Linked DNA regions of Homo sapiens: region 1 is linked to region 2. Evidence: read pairs that join two places in POLR2A ChIA-PET (ENCODE). Cell type or tissue: MCF 10A. All regions are shown on one strand.

What was found. ChIA-PET counts read pairs that join two places held together with the same protein. Peaks named below come from ENCODE experiments on the same cell type or tissue, not always from the same donor. Only the 100,000 strongest peaks of a DNase experiment are listed, where the experiment ranks them.
Region 1: POLR2A ChIA-PET joins it to region 2 with 8 read pairs; 1 of 35 experiments calls an interaction of 5 or more read pairs at or near these places.

What each region holds. Positions count from the first base shown.
Region 1 is chr20:56,186,445-56,190,444 of GRCh38, forward strand. No RefSeq gene overlaps it. Among named protein-coding and RNA genes, the nearest start is that of MC3R, 60 kb to the right of the region's middle. In MCF 10A, a CTCF peak has its summit at 1,593 (motif pointing right); a DNase peak (open chromatin) is centred at 1,577.
Region 2 is chr20:56,371,858-56,375,857 of GRCh38, forward strand. AURKA (aurora kinase A) reads right to left here. Exons shown (of 9, transcript NM_198437.3): 7 at 1,551-1,699. Among named protein-coding and RNA genes, the nearest start is that of FAM210B, 15 kb to the left of the region's middle. In MCF 10A, no CTCF peak of the experiment used is centred here; a DNase peak (open chromatin) is centred at 2,294.

The DNA of each region.
Region 1 (4,000 bases), 190 kb before region 2:
TGTCCTCTTCTTCTACCTTTTGTTTTCAAACTTTTTATGAAGACATAGATAAAGAATGATATCACTTTCCTCTTAATTCTATGAAGAAAATAAATGTAAGTAAAATATTAAAGAATGACGTTGGTCCTCCCTGTTCTAGATACTGTAAGGCATGGTGGGGATTTATGGCAAACTGGAGAGCTCCTGTCCTGAATGAAAGGGAAACTTTAATACCAGCTAGAGCTATGAATTGTATGCAGGAAATCAAGTTCCCAAAAAATCTCTTTTCTGACAGAAACCAGAAATCCAGATTTTTATGCAAACGTATCTGATTTTTAAATGTTGGCAAACAATTCAAAGCTTCATTTTTTTAATGCCATGCAGGCCTACGCTCTGTAGTTTAAACAAACAAGTATGGGCCACATTCTGCCCTTGGGACATGAATTTTCAACCCCTTATGGGTACAGTACTGCCCAGGGTGGCCCCTGGCCTAGTTCTGGCATATTTGTGCAAATAAGATAAAAGTGTTCCTTCCCCCACAGATATTTTACTGCCATTCATCAGAAAAATTGTCCTAACAAATATATTATACAAATCCAAGACACTCATTGTAAGCATGGTGCCCTCTGGAGTTGGACAGTGTGAAACCTATACACCTGTACACAGCAGCCCTGTTTTCATCCTCTTTGAGCTTTTCGGGATAAGCCCCTAAAATCCCACCTACCATCTAATTTTTTATTCTCTAATTATGTTTCTGCTAATATTTGACATTATATTTATACCTGAAAGACAAATTGGAGACTGAATTACATTATCCTATCAGGGCAAGTCCAGTAACTGAGATTAAAGAAGATTCAAGTGGGCTTTTTGGCACAAATCTTAGCCCCTGTCTTCACTTTGCGACACGTGACTCTGTGAGCCACATCTGCCTGCGACAGGATAATCTATGCCAAGTCTTCTGAATCCTTTCACTTTCTAGAAATAGATGGATGTTATTGTTTACAGACGGAATTTCCATTGTATAAAACCACCTTATCCCAGCTATCAATTATTGTCATTATCTGTAACTAGGCAAGTTCCTTACAATGTTTGCTGAAACTATCTCAGATCAGTAATTAACTCCCCAGCCACCAGCTCTTGCCTTTCACATTTTAATGAGGAGCGTGACCATGAAGCCATTAGAATGTGAAAAATGAAAGTTATCACCAGTTATCCTTCTTTGATACAACAGACTCATTTCCTCTCCTCTGCTGATAGAGGATCAACAAATACTTTTTCCATTTTTTTTTAAGTAGGAAGCCTTTAGAGGCCAACCTACTTAGTGTAAAAAGACTACCAGCCACCCCCTGAGGCAGAAAGCACATTGCAGAGATTCAGTTGTTTTTTTCCCTCTGGCAAAATGCCTTGTTAATTAAGAAGCACACCTGCATAATTTAAACACATCGAAGCCGGAGTCTAGCCAAGTGTGCAGCTGACTGTCTCCCCTAATTGCCCACGCTCACCAGCACCCACCCTCATTAATAACGAAAAGGCTGTCCTCTCTCAGGGGTGCTCACCAACAATTCCCAAAGAGTCAGAGAAGTGACTGGGCCAGAAGGTGGCACCAAATCCTGTCTCATTTTGATGTCAGCCAAATGAGAAAGCTCATCTCCTTACGGAAAGGAGATTTTGCAGACAGGAAGGAAGTCTGGAGTGGAGGGTTTGCACGCTGGTTAGACATTAAATGACTTTCCAGACAAATCTGGTTTTCCTTCATGCAGAGGAAACTCCATTAGGAATGTTTCTACATTTAAGAGGAATCCCAGAGCTCAAAAGAAAACTTGGTCAAATATTTGGGGCTGCTCTCAGTAAAACGAATTGATGCCCCTCCAAGGAACGTTTCATAAGCTGGAGTTTACCCTTCCAGTCTGGTCGGCACAGCTCAGAAGCAATGGGAAATGGCAATTAGCACAAGGCAAATAGTGGCGGATGAGACCAAGCCACCAAATGGCCCTTCGAATGCCGTATTCCAATGTGACAGGACAGAATGAGGCAATGGAGTGAGCACCAGACAAGGAGCCAGAGACTTGGGTTCGAGAAGTGGCTCTCCCGTAGGTCATTCCAGAACCTCAAATCATTTCCTGCACAGAAGTTTGCAGTGGAGCAGCCCTGATACGCGACAGGTGAGGGATGACGTTGGCGTGAACGTGGTGAAAAGGAAACGCTTTTACACTGCTGTTGGGAATGTAAATTGCTACAAACACTATGGAAAACCGTATGGCGATTCCTTATTCGATTCAGCAATCCCACTACTGGGTATCTACCCAGAAGAAAAGAAGTCCAATATGAAAAAGACACAGGCACATGCATGTTTATAGCACAATTCACAATTGCAAAGATATGGAACCAACCTAAATGCTCATCGACCAACGAGTGGATAAAGAAAATGTGGTATAGGCCAGGGGCGGTGGCTCACGCCTGTAATCCCAGCACTTTGGGAGGCCGAGGCGGGTGGATCACCTGAGGTCGGGAGTTTGGGACCAGCCTGACCAACATGGAGAAACCCTGTCTCTACTAAAAATACAAAAAAATTAGCCGGGCGTAGTGGCGGGCGCCTGTAGTCCCAGCTACTTGGGAGGCTGAGGCGGGAGAATGGCGTGAACCCGGGAGGCGGAGCTTGCAGTGAGCCGAGATCCCGCCACTGCACTCCAGCCTGGGCGACAGAGCGAGACTCCGTCTCAAAAAAAAAAAAAAAAAAAAAAAAAAATTTGCCGGGCATGGTGGTGCATGCCTATAATCCCAGCTACTTGGGAGACTGAGGTAGAAGAATCACTTGAACCCAGAAGGCAGAGTTTGCGGTGAGCTGAGCTCGTGCCATTGTACTCCAGCCTAGGCAACAAGAGCAAAACTCCATCTCAAAAAAAAAAAAAAAACAGAAAGAAAATGTGGTATGTATACACCATGGAATACTACTCAGCCATAAAACGGAATGGAATAATGGCCTCTGCAGCAACTTGGATGGTGCTGGAGGCCATTATTCTAAGTTAAGTAACTCAAGAGTGAAAAAATAAATATACACATTCTCACTTATAAGTGGGAGCTAAGCTATGAGGATGCAAAAACATAGTGATATAGTGAACTCTGGGGACTCGGGGGGAAGGGTGAGAGAGGGGTGAGAGATAAAAGACTACATACTGGGTACAGTGTGCACTGCTTCAGAGACGGGTACTCCAAAATCCCAGAAGTCACCACTAAAGAAATTATCCATGTAACCAAAAACCACCTGTACCCCCAAAAACTATTGAAATTAAATTTGTTTAAAAGATGTAGCAATATATGTTGGGAAAGAAAAAAAAAGGACAGTGTCAGGGGTCTCCAATGCCTGGGATCAAATCCTATCTCTGATGCGTTTGAGGCAGGTGACTTTGGGCACGTTACCTCATCTTTCTGTACCTCAGTCACCTCTTCAGCATCCTCATGGGGTGGTTGTGAATATTAAATGAGATTATGTCCATAGTGCTGTCAATAAATGGTAATGGTTATTCTTAAGAATGAGCTAAAGGAAAACTAATTGGAAATAAACTTACTGGGGACAGACCTTTATCAGTGGCTGGAGGCCCTGTATCAGGACAAGGGCTAAGTTGGAATTGTTGTCATGACCCCATTAGACCCACATGTTGGAGAGGTCTAGGAAAAATCCGGTCAGTTTACCTAGTGTTGACTATTTACAGATTTACGTTACAATTACATTAAATGTTTATATACATCATCTCATTTACTTTAAACAGAACATCTGTGAGTCAGGAATTTAAGCCTCAGAGAGTTTAAGCAACTTCCCCAAGGTCACACAGTCCCTTTGTAACTTGAATCTACATCTTTTGTAGGCAACAAAAGTAGAAATGGGATTACAGGTGCACACCACCATGCCTGGCTAATTTTTGTATTTTTAGTAGAGACAGGGTTTCACCATGTTGGCCAGGCTGGTCTCAAACTGCTGACATCAGACGATCCACCCACCTCGGCCTCCCAAAGTGCTGGGATT
Region 2 (4,000 bases):
TATTTAGGAAATGCATTCTATTATAGTGCTTAAGGTTGAAGCATCATGATGTTTGCAACGTATTTTCAAGTGTTCACTAAAAAAGCAGATGCAGCCCTTCTGACTAAATGGGAAAAACTGCTGAACGTAGGCACTGTATAGACAGGTATGCCATCAACTACCAATTCCGCATTTTTATCGGTTTAGGTTTTTTTAACGAAGGTTGGAAAAAAGCTGGGAACAGCAGACAGCAAGCCAGAACAGTCTGTGTGGGTTCGTGTTGCTTTGTTATCAGCTGCTCTTCACCATGGAGGCTTACGTGGTCACAGCCCTGGTGCTGTGTTCAGCCAGGCCTGGCACCCACTGAGCACACAAACAGTCACTCACCACTGAATTGTGACGTAGGATTAAGAAGCTACCACTCTGGTCATCTAACCCCTCCATCAGCACCGACGGACTGAATCGGGGGTTCTCAAACTGAGGCAATAACCAGGAAATGATGATGATTAACATCTGGGATTTGGAGTGAAGTGACTATCGGTTATGTAAGTAATCTTTTCAAAAAGCAAGAAGCCATCTTTTCTATCACAATTCAACCGGTTAAGATACAGTTTAACTCTGCGATTCCATGAAGCCTGTAAGTCTTTATTCTGGTTTGTCTCACCAGATAACAGCTCCCACTAATGACAACCAGTTTAAAAAAAAAAAAAAAAAAAAAGACTGCAATAGCAGATTCAGTGCATTGCTGGAACAATTAGAAGTGCTCTGTAACAAAAGCAAAGGTTTTCTCCCTCATATTCTATTTTAGGCTATACTTTTTTTTTAACTAGCTTGATTTTTAAGTCATTTGGCTATAATTTGAGTCCTCCTCCAAAGTTGACAAAACTTCATCGGTAGATATATGTTTTAAAATGCCCCACTTCATGTGAAGTTTCAAAGCTTATTTAAACTCAAATTTAAAACAGTAAAGATATTGTAGTTCACTTGGAAAGCTAAGATTTGAATTGTTTTGAGACTGACATCTCTGCTTCAGCTGTGACAGGGGATAAGAAAGGACTATCCCTACTATTGACAGAGGCAGACTGAAGAGAATCTCTCACCACTGCCCTCAAAGCACCACCAAACTAATTTAGTGTTTCAAGTTCCCTGATATGGCCTGCACTCTGAGCTCTAGATCTTTGTCAGTGCTGTCCTCTGAACCATCTCCCCATCTCCTCATCCAGGAAGCAGCAGAGGTGAAGAGTTCCTCCCACTCAACATGTGGGCACTTCACCTCTGTCATATACGTGTCCTATCTGTTGACTCATTCATCCCTTCATTAGCCTCTAAGGACATTAAGCATCTTCAACCCTAGGCCTAGAACACTGCTAATAGCCCCAAATCTCCACAGAATAACACTTTCTTGCAAACCCTAGTTTATTATTAAGCCTAAATTACTCCAAAGTACTTCTGGGTTAGCCACCTACCCCTCTTACAGCACAAAATCTACACTGAAATATTTTACATTTAGCTCACGGTTAGCTCCCAGGGCTTTGGTAAACCAAACAACTTCCACCTCTAAAGTTACATACCTGGAAGATGGAGCATGTACTGACCACCCAAAATCTGCAATTTTAAGCTCTCCAGCTGATCCAAGAAGTAAGTTCTCTGGCTTAATGTCTCTATGAATAACTCTCTTCGAATGACAGTAAGACAGGGCATTTGCCAATTCTGTTATATACTGTTAAAACAATATTGAAAGCCTATGTTTTAGATTTTATATAACACAAGTTAATATTAGACATCTCTTCCGAAAGGAACACAACATAGATTTAACATGGTTTGCAGGTTTTGGCCAGGCACAGTGGCTCACACCTATAATCCCAACACTTTGGGGGACTGAGGTGGGAGGATCACTTGAGCCCAGGGGTTCAAGACCAGCCTGGGAAACATAGCAAGACTCCATCTCTACAAAAATTTAAAAATTAGCTGAGCGTGATGGTGCATGCCTGTAGTCCCAGCTACTTGGGAGGCTGAGGCAGGAGGATTGCTTGAGACCAGGAGGTCAAAGCTGCAGTGAGCCATGATCACACTTCAGCCTGGGTGACAGAAGGAGACCCTGTCTCAAAAAGGAAAAGACAAAACAAAAAATACATTTTGCAGGTTTTAAAGCAAGGATTGTAGAAATTATATAGGAGTCTACACACACACACACACACACACACACACACACACATCAACTGAACCAATTTATAGTGGTTAGCATGAAGTGAAATTACCCAATGCTTAGTCATCTCTGCTAATACAGCTGGTGTGATGTTGAAAGTCAGAAAAGACATTCAGCCAGTTAGAGCTAGCTCTTAGGCTGGTGCCATGTCAATGCAAAACACAGTTACTTTTGCACCAACCTAAAGTTACAACACCATACGGCAACAAATGGCCCTGCAGCCAGGAAGTAAGACAGTGCTGAAGAACTGGTACAAATTAAGGATTCAGATGTGTAAATACTGCCTTTTTCTTTTTTAGAAAAAAAAAATGAACTTTGCAAGTATAGTCAATTCCCTTTTTTAAAACCAAGGTCATTCTGTGACAGAAGAATTTGTTTAAAGCTAAAAATTTACTTCAAGAATATCAGGAGAAAAAATTATCCTGAACAATAAACAGAAACTAAAAAGCAGTTGCACTGACATATTAAATAGCATGTTAAATTTTGGGTTACACTAAGTCAGCATAGAAGTACATAAGAAATCAGTCCTTTTGTTAATTTTATTTCCTTAAGTTACTATCTTTTTTTTTTTTAATAGAGATGGGGGTCTCACTATGTTGACCAGGCTGGTCTCAAACTCCTGGCCTCAAGTGATCCTCCCATCTCAGCCTCACAACGTGCTAGGATTACAGACATGAGCCACTGCACCCGACCGAATTACCATCTTGTAAGAAAAGTTTTCCTGGCCAGGTGCAGTGGTTCATACCTGTAATCCCAGCACTTTGGGAGGCCAAGACAGGTGGATCACCTGAAGTCAGGAGTTCGAGACCGGCCTGACCAACATGGTGAAACCCTGTCTTTACTAAAAATACAAAAATTAGCCAAGTGTAGTGGTGCATGCCTATAATCGCAGCTACTCGGGAGGCTGAGGCAGGAGAATTGGTTGAACCCAGGAGGTAGAGGTTGCAGTGAGCCGAGATCATGCCATTGCACTCCAGCCTGGGCAACAAGAGTAAAATTCCGTCTCAAAAAAAAGCAAGAAAAAGAAAAGTTTTACAGTCCCTATCGCTAAGATTTAGCAAACAAGTCCAGTATGTATGTATTTACTTATTTATTTTTAAGAGACAGGGTCTCACTCTGTCACCCAGCCTGGATTGCTATGGCATGATCATACCTCACTGCAGCCTTGAACTCCTGGCCGTAAGCAATCCTCCCACCTCAGCCTCCTTCCGAGTAGCTGGGACTACAGGTGTGTGCCACCATGCCCAGCTAATTTTTAATCTTTCTTTTTTTTTTTTTTTTTTTTGTAGAGACAGTCTCCCCATGTTGCCTACGCTGGTCGCTAATTCCTGACCTCAAGTGATCCTCCCACCTTGGCCTCTCCAAGTGCTGAGATTACAAGCGTGAGCTACCATGCCTGGCCCAGAATTTATTTTAACATACAGATAACTGTTTGAATATTGAAAAAATATATTTAGCTCTGCCTAAAGTTTGAGAAGAGTTTGCTTTCTACAGCAATTTCTAGACAGGATTGAACATTATTTTACATCAAAAAGGTTTACTAAACAGATGAGTAAAAACCAAATGTCACTGTCAGAATAAACACTTTTCATTCTTTCAGCCCAAAACCGGAGATCAAAATTCAGACCACAATAAACTGAAGGCAAATACAAAGAAAGCTGCTCTTCTGACCACCAACTTTGAGTTGCTGATGCTTTAATTGCACACATTAAAGTTTGAGAGGGCAATGGATTTCACTCCTCAAATCACTTCCAGACAAGAAGCTATTAGTTTCATGATAGCCCTCTGGCACTGCCACTTCCTCCACACCTCACA